Linked DNA regions of Mus musculus: region 2 is linked to region 1. A link is a contact called in ENCODE POLR2A ChIA-PET data. All regions are on one chromosome and are shown on one strand. Each heading gives the region's core, a stretch centred on a gene start or an enhancer-like site at or near the end of the contact. The rest is flanking DNA. Distances are from core to core; before and after follow the strand shown. Region 1 holds the start of Tm9sf4 (transmembrane 9 superfamily protein member 4). Region 2 overlaps Tm9sf4 (transmembrane 9 superfamily protein member 4).

Region 1 (5,768 bases), core at 522-3,021:
AGGAGAAAAAGGATTTCAACATCCCACTTTAGGGATTTACCCCTCTTCATGATTCATACTGAAGTCTGTGGCCACAGAAACCAGGGAAAGCTTTGAATCTGCTTTTCCCCTAAACAGAGCCAAATATCGAACTTAGGCTCCTGGGTACGCTCAAGCAAGTGCTCCACAAAAGGGGTTACAATCCGCAAAACCTTGAACATTTTTACCTGATTTCTGGGGTTATAAACAAGGAACCTAATTTAAAAAAAAAAAAAAAAAAGTCAGCCGTCTGCTAACAGGACAGACTCCTTTCATGAATTAACCTGGCCCTGTTTAGAGAAAACCAACATCAAATAACTTAAGCAAGAATTTTCCTTCAGTAGAGTCAAATGTCACAAGCTTTTTCTCTGAGTCTTTCTTGTCATTCACTACCACGATGGAATTAATTTTATCTTCTGAGGCAGCAATGTACAAGACCACCCAGGAAAATTCACTTTCGACTTTTGTTCTCATTTCTTGGCAAACAGAATTTGAGGTGAACTTCTCTTAGAAAATCTGACCTTCAAAAACTTAATTCTGTGGTTGATAAACAGAAGTCAGCTAGTGACTCATCCTTCAGGCACAGGTATATTACCTCCACTCTCATCCACAAAGAGACTTAATTCTAGTCAGCTTCATGATAGTGACCCTTTATCTGTAAGGAGCTGTGTGGAGTGGGAGGGGGATACAGACAGGCAGGGCCAGAGGTGTTTTTAAACGGTAACCCAGGGACCACCTCCATTATAAACACAGGACTGTTTGTGAGACTATAGATTCCTGAGCATGGCCTAAGGTATTGCAATCTTTGGGAGTGATGCTCAGGAAACTATTTAAACATGCCTCCCCACCAACAACCCAAGATCCCCGTGCACAGTGGGGTTTAAGAACCAATCGGATAAAAGCACTTTAGGAGAGACAGATTTTGACAGAAAAGGCAGGAGAAGGGCAGGGCCTGGGGATGGGATGATGGGCATGGGATGCCCTGGTACAGCAGCAATCAAGCGGGATGCGCTATGGGAACCGCTGAGGGTGCAGGTAAGGACAAGGCTCGGGCTGGTGCGAGCAAGGTGGCACCCGCAGACTGGTTAGGCTGATGGGTATGTGGAGAGCTGGGTATGAACGTGAGGAGGAGGAGCGAAGGCAGAAATAACGGGGGCCTCTCGGGAGGAGACAAAGCCTGGAGGGGAAGAAATGGGAAATAGGGGTGACAAGGGGCGGGAACGAAAGCTGAAATGAGAACCGTGAAGGCATGAGCCGAAGTCTTCCTTCCAAGCGGCACCTCCCCTAAAACTCCAGGCCCTGACAAGCCTAGATGCCATGCCAAGGCTAGAGAAAGGGACTTTGTAGAGGCCGACCCAGTCAAGGGTAACCCGAGCAGGGGTTCTGGAGGAGGCTGGGAACCAGGCATGGGGCGCTGGAAGGTCCTGGGCTATCCAGGGGGGCCCTGCTCCAGCTCCGGTTCCCGGAGTCTCCTTCACTCACCATCGCCGCCGCCATCTTGGATCCACGTGTCGGCGTGATGACGTCAGCGGAAGTGGTGCTTCTGTGGTTACGGAGTGTAGCTCCACTAAGGGGACTCCTGGCTTCAGATTCTTCTGTAGTCGCAGTAGTGAGGAGGTAAAAGAAGCTTAATTTCTCCTTGGCAGATTGGCCTTGGCAGTGAGGTCTCTGACTAGGTGAAGAGAACGTACGGTGTAACTATTGGAGCCATATTGACTTCTGGCAGACCCGCTCCTCCGCCTACTCCTTTTGCATTGTGGGTAATGGGGGTGTGTGGAAATAGGCGCGCTCCCTGGATGCTTTCTTTAGTATTGGCAGAAAGAGTCGTTGCCAGGGTTACCCGGGACCTTAATTGTGAAACGGAAAGCATGGTAAACCCTCTCTGACAGCTTCTGATTTAGAGTAATTTGTAATTATATGTTTAAATATTTATTTGACTATAATATAGTCTTACTAATCGGCCGTAATAACTATGAAGGTAGGACTCTGTCTTTCCCTTACACTGCGTTTTTGTCGTCAGTGAAATGGGGCAGAGATTTCTAGATTTTTTTTTTTTTTTTTTTTTTTTGGTTTTCCGAGACAGGCTGGCCTCGAACTCAGAAATCCGCCTGCCTCTGCCTCCCGAGTGCTGGGATTAAAGGCGTGCGCCACCACGCCCAGCTCTAGATTATTTTTATAATTGGCTTATGTTAAGTATCCACTGACACAATCATATAAAGTATTCAATAAATAATTGTCATTATATAACGTATGTACATTCCTTCACACATATGGTAGGTGTCCCAAACAATATGCTTTGTTAAATGAGTGAATGAAAAGCAGAACACTTAGTGAAAGGAGACATTTTTCAATGTGGACTTCTCCATTCTAACTGGCTTAATGTATGACTTGAAGCAAGTCACTTAACCATCTTAAACTTAACTTTCCAGTATTGACTTAAAAGGGTCTGGGGAGGACTCAAAGGATCATAATGGAGAAAGACTGTTTGGTTCATATATACCACTGTAAAGTGTACAAAGAGCCAGTGCGGTCTTCTTAGATGGATCCAAAAAGCTGTTAAGAGAGTAGTAATGAGTTCTGAGGATATAGTTAATTTAGCAGATAGCCTGCCTAATCTTTAGCACTGGGACTTGTAATCCCCAAACTCAGAAGGTCCAGCAAGAAGAGTTCATGGTTATCCTGGGACATGTGAGACCTTGCCTCAGTCATCATCGTTACTATCATCTTTATCATTATCCGTGTTCAGTGGCTCACACTGGTAATTTTTGCGCTCAGGATGCTGAGGAAGGAAGGCATGGTGAGTTCAAGACCATCCTGAGCCATAAAGAGAGCCACGGGCTAAACAGAAAACTCAGCATTGCTTAAGTACTGTGCCAAAACTGGTCTTAAGATTTTTAGTTATCTCTTCTGCACCTTGGCAAGGAACAGCTGAGCTCTGACCACCACTGTGGTCAGTACTGATTACTACCGTGGTGGATTTTTTTCTGCATAAATGTCTACTAACAAGCCTCTCCTTCTTGCATGTTATGAGCATACTGGTTCTCCTGTCAAAAGGTGAATTTTTTTCTCTTGTTGAATGCTGGGGTTAAGTTACTTGCTTTGACCAAATAGAGTGAATTATAAGTGTCTTCCACTTCTGTGTCTAGGCTGTAAGAGGCTTGAAGCTTCTCCTTCCTCCCAAGGATATAAATATGGCTGGGTGTCCTGCTGCATAGACAGGTCTATGTCATTCCTCACAGAGTTCTAGAAACCCCACCTGACAGTTACACATATAAAGGAAATAAGTTTGTGCAGTTCAAACCTAGCAAGCTACTAACTAAATATAGAACATGTGAATATCCTTATTGATATTTGGAACAAAAGAACTACTTGGTTGAGCCTAGTTGATTTAGTATTGGGTTGGATTGTTATGAGTGCTGAAAAACAAACCCATAAATGCCTGGGACCAACACACCATCCCAAAGAGCAGATATATTCCCAAGAGGCACAGAGCTAGAGAAGCAGGATGGATTTACTAGATAGTCTTGTAGTAATTCTGAATTGCAGACTTGTGGCCAGTTCTACTGCAACTTAAGTCCTGGAAGTTTCTTACCACTATGTCTGGTTAAAGAGTAATACTGATGGGGCTGGAGACATGACTCAGCAGTTAAGACCATTGGAAGATCCTCTTCTAGAATATCAGAGTTTGAGTCCCAGCATCAACATGGCTGCGCACAACAGTCTGTAACTCCAATTTCCAGGGGGTTTGATGCCCTCTTATGGCCTCTGTAGGGACCAGGTATGTGAATGATGCGTAGCCATATATACAGCAAAATACCCCTACACATAATATAAAAGAAGATATTTATATTGATAAGGAAATATATATATTTGAGACAGGGTTTTGCTGTGTAACCCTGGCTGTCTTGGAATTCACTCTGTAGACCAGGCTAGCCTCAAATTCAGAGATCCACCTGCCTTTGCCTCCTAAGTGCTGGGATTAAAGATGTGTGCCACCACTGCCCAGCTCCAAGATGGTCATTTTTAAAAAAATTTATTATGTACAGTATTCTGCCTGCATGTCAGAAGAGGGTGCTGAGATCATGTTACAGATGGTTGTGAGCCACCATGTGGTTGCTGGGAATTGAACTCAGGACCTTGGAAGAGCAGTCAGTGTGTTCAACCTCTGAGCCATCTCTCCATCCCAAAGATTGTCATTTTTAAATGTTGTTACATATATTTATTTACTTAGTGTGTGTGTAGGGGGGTGTTGAGTGTGTACATATGATCATATGCCTTGTTGCACATACAGACTTTGTAGGAGTTGATCCTCTTCTTCTACAGTGTGGGCCCCAGGGTTTGAACTCAAATCTTGAGGCTTGGCTGTATGCATCTTTACTCACTGAGCCATCTTGTCAGCTCAGTATCATAGATTACCCTTCACAGCAGGTAGCATCTATTGCTGTTACACTATAACCAGCACAAAAATATATGATTGTTTTAAAACTTTCCTCCTGTTGCATACAGTTGCTCAAGCCCCTGATGAGCCATGACAGGCCTTCATTATTTCAGTTTCATCTTTTATTGCGTTCTATGCTAAAGTCGTTCCTCCATTTCACAATCTCCATTTCAGCTTCCCTAGTTCTGGGATCACAGGCATGCACTGCCACACCCAGCATTCTCCTATATATTTCTCATGAATGTGAACAAGTTCTAAGTCTATGTTGATATTAGAACACTATCTGGAAAGGGTATGACATCAAGCAAGTTATCATTGTGAGTATCTGAAGCTTATTCAGTGAGGAAACTATAGACCCATCCCTTAGACCAGTGGCTCTCAACCTTCCTGATGCCACATCCCTTTAATACAGTTCCTGGTGTTATGGTGACCCCCAATCATAAAGTTACTTTTGTTGCTACTTTACAACTGTAATTTTGCTACTGTTATGAATCCTAATGTAAATATCTGTGTTTTCTGATGGTTGCAGGCAGCCCCTGTGAAAGGGTCATTTGACCCCACAAAGGAGTCATGACCCTTGTTACATATATTTATTTACTTAGTGTGTGTGTAGGCGGGTGTTGAATGTGTACAGCAATAGATGCTACCTGCTGTTTTCTAGGGAGCTGCACGCACTAAAGGGGGCTACCCGCTCCCAAAGGGGTGATTGTGTGGTAAGTTCACCATTCTGGGAACAATAACAGCTGAGGCTTTTGCAGTTTAAAATATACATGCAACACACACACCCCAGGCACAGTAATGCACATCATGGCAGAAGAAAGCCCAGCCCACTCTAAGAGAAAGGAGCCCTGGCTTTGGAGGTAAAAGGCAGGAGAGAGACAGATCAGGCTGTTAGGGTGGGCAGTTCTCTAAAGTCTACTCAGAGATTTAGGCTTTAGCCAGCTTTACCATTCTTCTGGCTCATTCATCTTCCTCCAGGTCTAGTATGGTAGCTAAAGAAAACGATTATAGGCAGAAGGAGAGATATAAAAAATAAGGGACAAAGAGCCCATACCAGTTGACTTATAAAAAGGTTCCTTAGGGTTTAGCATGTTCCCTGCAGTTCCCACTCACAGCTCACACCACCTGTAACTGCAGTTCCAGGGGACCTGCTACCCTCTACTGGCCTCTATGGGTACTGTACACATGCCACACAAGCACACACATAAACACACACACACACACACACACACAAATCTCTTTTTTTGAGGCAGGATTTCTCTGTATAGCCCTGGCTGTCCTGGAACTCACTTTGTAGACCAGGCTGGCCTCG
Region 2 (6,067 bases), core at 2,700-5,199, 37 kb before region 1:
GCCCTGACATGCAGCAGCCCCTCGTGCACAGCGCGGCCTGGTTACCCTGGTTACGACAGACTTAAAAGTGAAGAAAGGACTCCTGCAGTGTCACAGACAGCAAGAAGCCTAAATGACTCGTGTGGCCAGGCTGTGTGGAAGGTGAGGAGGCAGCAGTACTCACACTGAAGATGAAGAACAGCTCAATGAACATGGCACCAAAGGGCAGGATCCCAGCCATGAGGATGCTGCAGCAGAGAAGCCGTGTTAATGGGAAGCCCGTGCTCGCTCCTAAGCATCAGTACAGAGAATGCCCATATGGTGGTAGGTCTAAGTCTGCCATTTGTGATCAGTCTATCTTTTTGGGAAAAGAGCAGGGTAGCCAAAACTCTCTTCAGTTCATAGGTGGGAACTGGTAGAATAGTGACTGACCTGCCCAGGGATCATCTTTCATCTTTTGTTTTTTTTTTTTTTTTGAGACAGGGTTTCTCTGTACAGTCCTAGAACTTGCTCTGTAGACCCGGCTGACTTCCAACTCACAGAGATCCCCCTGTCTCTGTCTCCCGAGTACTGGGATTAAAGGTGTGCACTACCACTGCCCAGCTCCTTTGGTTTTTTTTCCCCCCTCTTTTTAAAAGATATATTTGACTATATAAGTACACTGTAGCTATGCTCAGACACACCAGAAGAGGGCATCAGATTCCATTACAGATGGTTGTGAGCACCATGTGGTTGCTGGGAACTGAACTCAGGACCTCTGGAAGAACAGTCTTTAACCACTGAGCCATCTCTCCAGCCCCATAAGTAAGTGGGTTTTTGTTGTTGTTTTTTGAGACAGGGTTTCTCTGTGTAGCCCTGGCTGTCCTGGAACTCACTCTGCAGACCAGGCTGGCCTCAAACTCAGAAATTCGCCTGCCTTTGCCTCCCAAGTGCTGGGATTAAAGGCGTGCGCCACCACTGCCAGGCTGTAAGTATTTTACACTGAGCTATATCCTCAGCTTAAGCAAAAGTCTTAAGCTCTGCCACCTTCTACCTCTCTGCTTCCCTGACCTCATTTCTAAGTAGACATTAAGTCTGCGGCATCTTGTCTTCACTGTGACATGAAGCTGAGCTTGCAGGCTGTAGTGGCTATTCCTGGTTGTCAACTTGACAATATTTGGAATGAACTACAATCCGGAATTGGAAGGCTCACCAGTGACCCTTATCTGGAGGCTTGGAGATCCTTATCTGGATCTTGGTTTGAAGATCTTGAGCCATAGTGGCTATGGATTCCAGAAGATTGAATCTCCGAGTTTAAGAAACACACCTTTAATCCGGGCTACGCCTTTCATCTGGGATTAAAGGTGTGGTGGAACACACCTTTAATCTGGGCTACACCTTCTACTGGAGACAATATAAGGACATTGGAAGAAGGGAGTCTAGCTCTTGCTCTTGCTCCTTCGCCTGCTTGCTGCGTGAGACTGAGTAACTGCTAGATCCTTGGACTTCCATTCACAGCTGCGACTGAACAATTGTTGGGAATTGGGCTGCCGACTGTAAGTCATCAATAAATTCCTTTACTATATAGAGACTATCCATAAGTTCTGTGACTCTAGAGAACCCTGACTAATACACAGGCCATCTAGCAGTATACTTGCTGCTGCTGTAGAGTCACCCCAGCACCGTTCTGAGAAGGGAGCCTCTTCACGTTCTCCTAAGGAGATGGCTTAGGGGAGCTCTGGGGTTGTCCACCCTGGAAGCCCCCTGTTTACCTCTGTCTAGACTCACCCCACAAATCGGTTCATGTACCACCGTTGTTCAGGGATCTGCCGGGGAATCTGGTTTGTGCGCACAGGGTTGTCATATGGCTGCTTGCGGAAGCCGAAATAGTAGCCCAAGTAGACAAGGGGCAGGGAGATCCCGAACCACATACACAGCAACGCCACCATGGTGGGAAACGGTACCTGTGGACACAATGTTGTGAGGCTCCTGTAGGCCTTGATACCTAGAACAGAAGCCATGCAGGGGTAGTAGTAGGGATGGGCAGCTCTGGGCTCCCAGGGAGGAGAAGCCACATGCACAGCAGGACCACTGTGGTGGGGAAAGGTCCTGCAGACTTTTCTGCCACAGGGCTCCTGGCCTGGCCAAGAATCTCCTGTGGGGAAAGCAGAGTGCAGATGGGGCCATGTGAGCTTCCAGGGAAGATGGAACCTCAGCATCCCAGGAGCCTCCAGGGAGGCAGTGGGGACTGAGAATCCCAAGGAGTCATGAAGGTGCCATAAGGACAGACACTACACAAGGGCTGCTGTGTGAAGACAAGGGAGAAGGCAAAACTGCTAGAGTTTGGTTAAAATGAAACTTCACAGCATTCTCCCAAGTGGAGAAGAGCAGGGCATGGCTCTGGAGTAATAAAAGAACTCCATTTTAATAAAATTCATTTTATTCAACAGGACCTCTTATATCCTAGGTAGCTGGCTTTGAACCTACTATGTAGCCAAGGACGACCTTGAACTCCCGATCCTCTTGCCTCCAGCTCCTGGGTGCTGGGATCGGAAGGCATGCACTAGCATAGTGAGTCCATGAAGTGCTGCAGCCGGAACTCAGGGTTCCCAGCACGCTAGGCAAGCACTCTGCTAACTGAGCTGCACCCTAGGCTCCCAAATTCAGTGTTTGGATGTGCATGTGTCTGGAAAAGCCTACAACAGAAAGCTAACAGTGCTTCTGTAGAAGGGGGGTGGGGTTAGAACTGATATTTTTCATCTTCCCCATCATCTTCTGTAAGTCATTTTCTATAAGGCTTGTGCAAAAATCAGTATGTTAACAACATATTAATGTGGGAGGGTAAATTTGTGCAGCCACTATAGAAACCAGTATAAAGTAAAAACACAGATCCCACATGGCTCAGCTCTATTACTTGGGTACAGATGCAGAGAACTTTCAGTCAGCACACTACAAAGACACTTGTACATCCACCTCTACTGCTGCACTGGTCCCAACAGCCAGGAAATGGATGTACCGAAGATGAAGAAAAGGAAATACCAACACTCTGCGGGAAATGGATGGAACTTGAAACTGTTATGTTAAAATAAGCCAGACTCTGAAAGACAAATACTGCAAGTTTTCTCTTATACATAGAACCTACACTAAACATTTTTGTATCTACATTTATATATGTGTATATGTAACTCATGAAACTAGAGAGGGATCATTAGAAGGAAGGAAGAGATCTTCACGTAGGGGAAATAGGGTAATGGAATACATGTGATAAGAAAGCAGAAGTTGGGAGTCAGCTGGGGAAGAAGGGGAGCAGCCAGAGGGGGCAGGGACAAGGAAGAGGACAGTGAGTAAAGACTGAGTGAGTGACAAAGCAGAGTGACAGAGTGTAAAATGCTGCAATGCAATGTATTACTGTGTATGCAACCTAAAAATAAGAAACAGAGGACATTAAATGTTTAGAACAGTATTACAATAAGCATCATTCGTTGTAAATTTTAAATCATATACTCTCATTTTAAACATCTCTGTTGAAGGAGAAAGATGGAAAGAGTACACATCTAAAACCTCCACGGTAGGTATTCACCTCTGGATGGCTCCACTGCTTCATTTCCTACTGTCTCTGTGCTCTTTAGAAAGCCCACCTTGAATACCAGGGTGGGGGAAGTGTTCATGCTGCTGGAAAGCAGCAGCCTACACTCATACCATATCCAGAGTCCTTAGCAGCCCTAACAAGCACCTGCCCCACCCTCCCTCCGTCACAGAGTCCCGAGGAGCTGCTGGCAACCTCAAGGCTTAATGGGAGCTCCACTCTGGGTTGGTGCTGACAGGATGCTGAGGTGAGCCTTCTCCACGAATACCAGGCAGCTCTCACTTGATTAAACCACGGGGAATTCCCCGACTGGCCCCTGGAGTGTGGAAACCTCCCTTTAGAGAAGTCATCTGTGGCCAGCTGTTCCCAAGCCTGCAGAAAGGCCAGGGCCAGGGCACAGGCAGATGATAAGATGGGCAATGCTGGGGAAACCCCAGCCAACCTTCAACCCCTACAGCTGGGAACAGAACTCTGGGGGCTCAGAAAAGGGAAGGGAACAGTAACAGGAAATGTCCTTAGGGAATAGGACTGAGCCTCACCAGCTCTCCTTGCTGGAGAGGGGCTTGGCAGCGGGGAAAGGTACTTACTGCTCCTGATGAGTGCTTTCCCCAGATGAAGCAATTCAACACAAAGCAGATGCCGAAAACCACACCAGGATACAGTGTCGCTGTCTGGGAGCAAGAGGAACAGGTTGGGGAGCTGCATCTGGCTTCCCACAGGTCCTTGGGGAGCTGAGGACCAGAGGCTTCCTTTGGGTTTCTGCTTAAGCACAGCTTCTTTTCTGATCCCACACAAGACAGGCCTCCTGTTCTGAGACTTTGCAGAGCCCTGTAACTGCTTTTTCCTTGCTCTCAACCTACTTCCTAATTATAGATGGTGGTCACCTTATAAAGGGTCTACTTAGGATCTTTTGAATTGGCGATGTTCTGCCGGTTAGAGGCCTTCTGTAGCAACCACACTAACTTTGGCGTGTGAGATATACATCCATCTCCGACTCTATCAAACTGAGATGTAATCTCACCGAGACAAGGAGCACCAGCATATGCTTTGCTGCCTGATCAATGTCTGTTTCCCCATTACACTGTAAATCCTGTACTCTGTTGTGTTCTCATCACACAGCACAGCAGCTACTCACTAAGTATTTGCTTCATAAATAAATAAAACGGCCAGAAAATATGTACGTTTAGGCTCCAACTCCAACTGCCTAAAATAATGGTTCAGCTTTAGTAGCTTCTTAAAGATGGCAACTGTGGGCTCTACCTGTACCATCTCACCTCACCCTCACTACAGACAGGTTTAGAAGAGACCCTACTAAAAGATAAGGGCATCTCTCCACTCTAGATCACACTTTATCAAGGGCAGAGCAGAGTTTAGAACCTAGACACCCTCCAAAGCCTGATTTCACGCAATGTAATCTAGTCAGTCTCTCAGGCTAGAGGCCAGGCACAAAAACCCAAGGCCCCAGGCTTACACTTGAGTCTCATCCTTCCACACTGGGATGATCTAGGCATCCAGATAGGTCACTAAGCACAGAGGTCAAGGCCCAAGCTAACACTCAAACTGTGTATTAACTTCTTTGGCTCACTGTCTCCCATCCAATAGCTAGTCACTGCTCTTGTGAGTTCTTGTCCTTGGGCCCTCTTGTGGGTCATCAACATCTTGTGGTATGAGTGTACCAGAGGTTATATGTTGCACCTATCCCCATTGGAGAGATGGAAACCAGAAGTTCAGAGAGGGCTGTTTATGATTATCCATCAAGAAAAGCCACGTCAAGACTAGGATCTAGCCAGACATGGTGGTGGTGCATGTCTTTAATCCCAACACTCAGGAGGCAGAGGCAGGCATGAGTTCCAGGCTAGATTGGTCTACAAAGTGAGTTCCAGGACAGCTATAGCTCTGTTAAACAGAGAAACCCTGTCTCAAAAAAAAAAAAACAAAAAAAAAACACACGCACGCGTGTGCACACACATACACTTAATTAAAATTAAAAAAAAAAGTCTCTCCTAAGCTACGTGTCTCTACGCTCTCAATCCGCCATCCAACAAACATGGATCAGGTAATGCAGTTTGTAGAGCCCAGCCAGCAGTTTGTAAAGGACTCAATTCGGATGGTTAAAAGATGCACCAAACCCGACAGAAAAGAATTCCAGAAGATTGCCATGGCTACAGCTATAGGATTTGCTATCATGGGATTCATTGGCTTCTTCGTGAAACTGATCCATATACCCATTAATAACATTATTGTGGGTGGCTGAGTCCTTCTCATCACAGGACGAGTGAGCCAGAGGGGGGGACAAGGGCATGAAGTAAATAAAGCGTTGCCTGGAAAAAATTAAAAAAATAAAAAAAAAAATACTAGAATCCCAGCTGGGTGTGGTGGTGCACATCTGTAGTCCCAGCACTCAGGAGGCAGTGGCTGGCAGGGGGACATCTGAGTTCAAGGTAGCCTGTTCTACAGAGTGAGTTCCAGGATAGCCAGGGCTCTACAGCGAAACCCTGTCTCAAAAAACCAAACCAGGGCTAG

Evidence for each region. ChIA-PET counts read pairs that join two places held with the same protein, here RNA polymerase II (POLR2A).
Region 2: POLR2A ChIA-PET joins it to region 1 with 11 read pairs in embryonic stem cell. The contact joins the enhancer-like site here to the promoter of Tm9sf4 in region 1. POLR2A ChIA-PET finds 5 or more read pairs at or near these places in 4 of 5 experiments (Patski and embryonic stem cell).

The regions. Positions count from the first base shown.
Region 1 is chr2:153,157,304-153,163,071 of GRCm38, reverse strand. Tm9sf4 (transmembrane 9 superfamily protein member 4) reads right to left here and starts at 1,771. Exons shown (of 18, transcript NM_133847.3): 1 at 1,501-1,771. The coding sequence starts at 1,515.
Region 2 is chr2:153,196,498-153,202,564 of GRCm38, reverse strand. It overlaps Tm9sf4 (transmembrane 9 superfamily protein member 4), which reads right to left. Exons shown (of 18, transcript NM_133847.3): 13 at 4,132-4,215; 14 at 1,747-1,922; 15 at 164-227. It also overlaps the pseudogene Gm20094. Among named protein-coding and RNA genes, the nearest start is that of Tspyl3, 26 kb to the left of the region's middle. Within about 2 kb of position 3,949, at least 1 of the 3 ENCODE cell types and tissues checked has a DNase peak (open chromatin) inside an H3K27ac peak, as active enhancers do.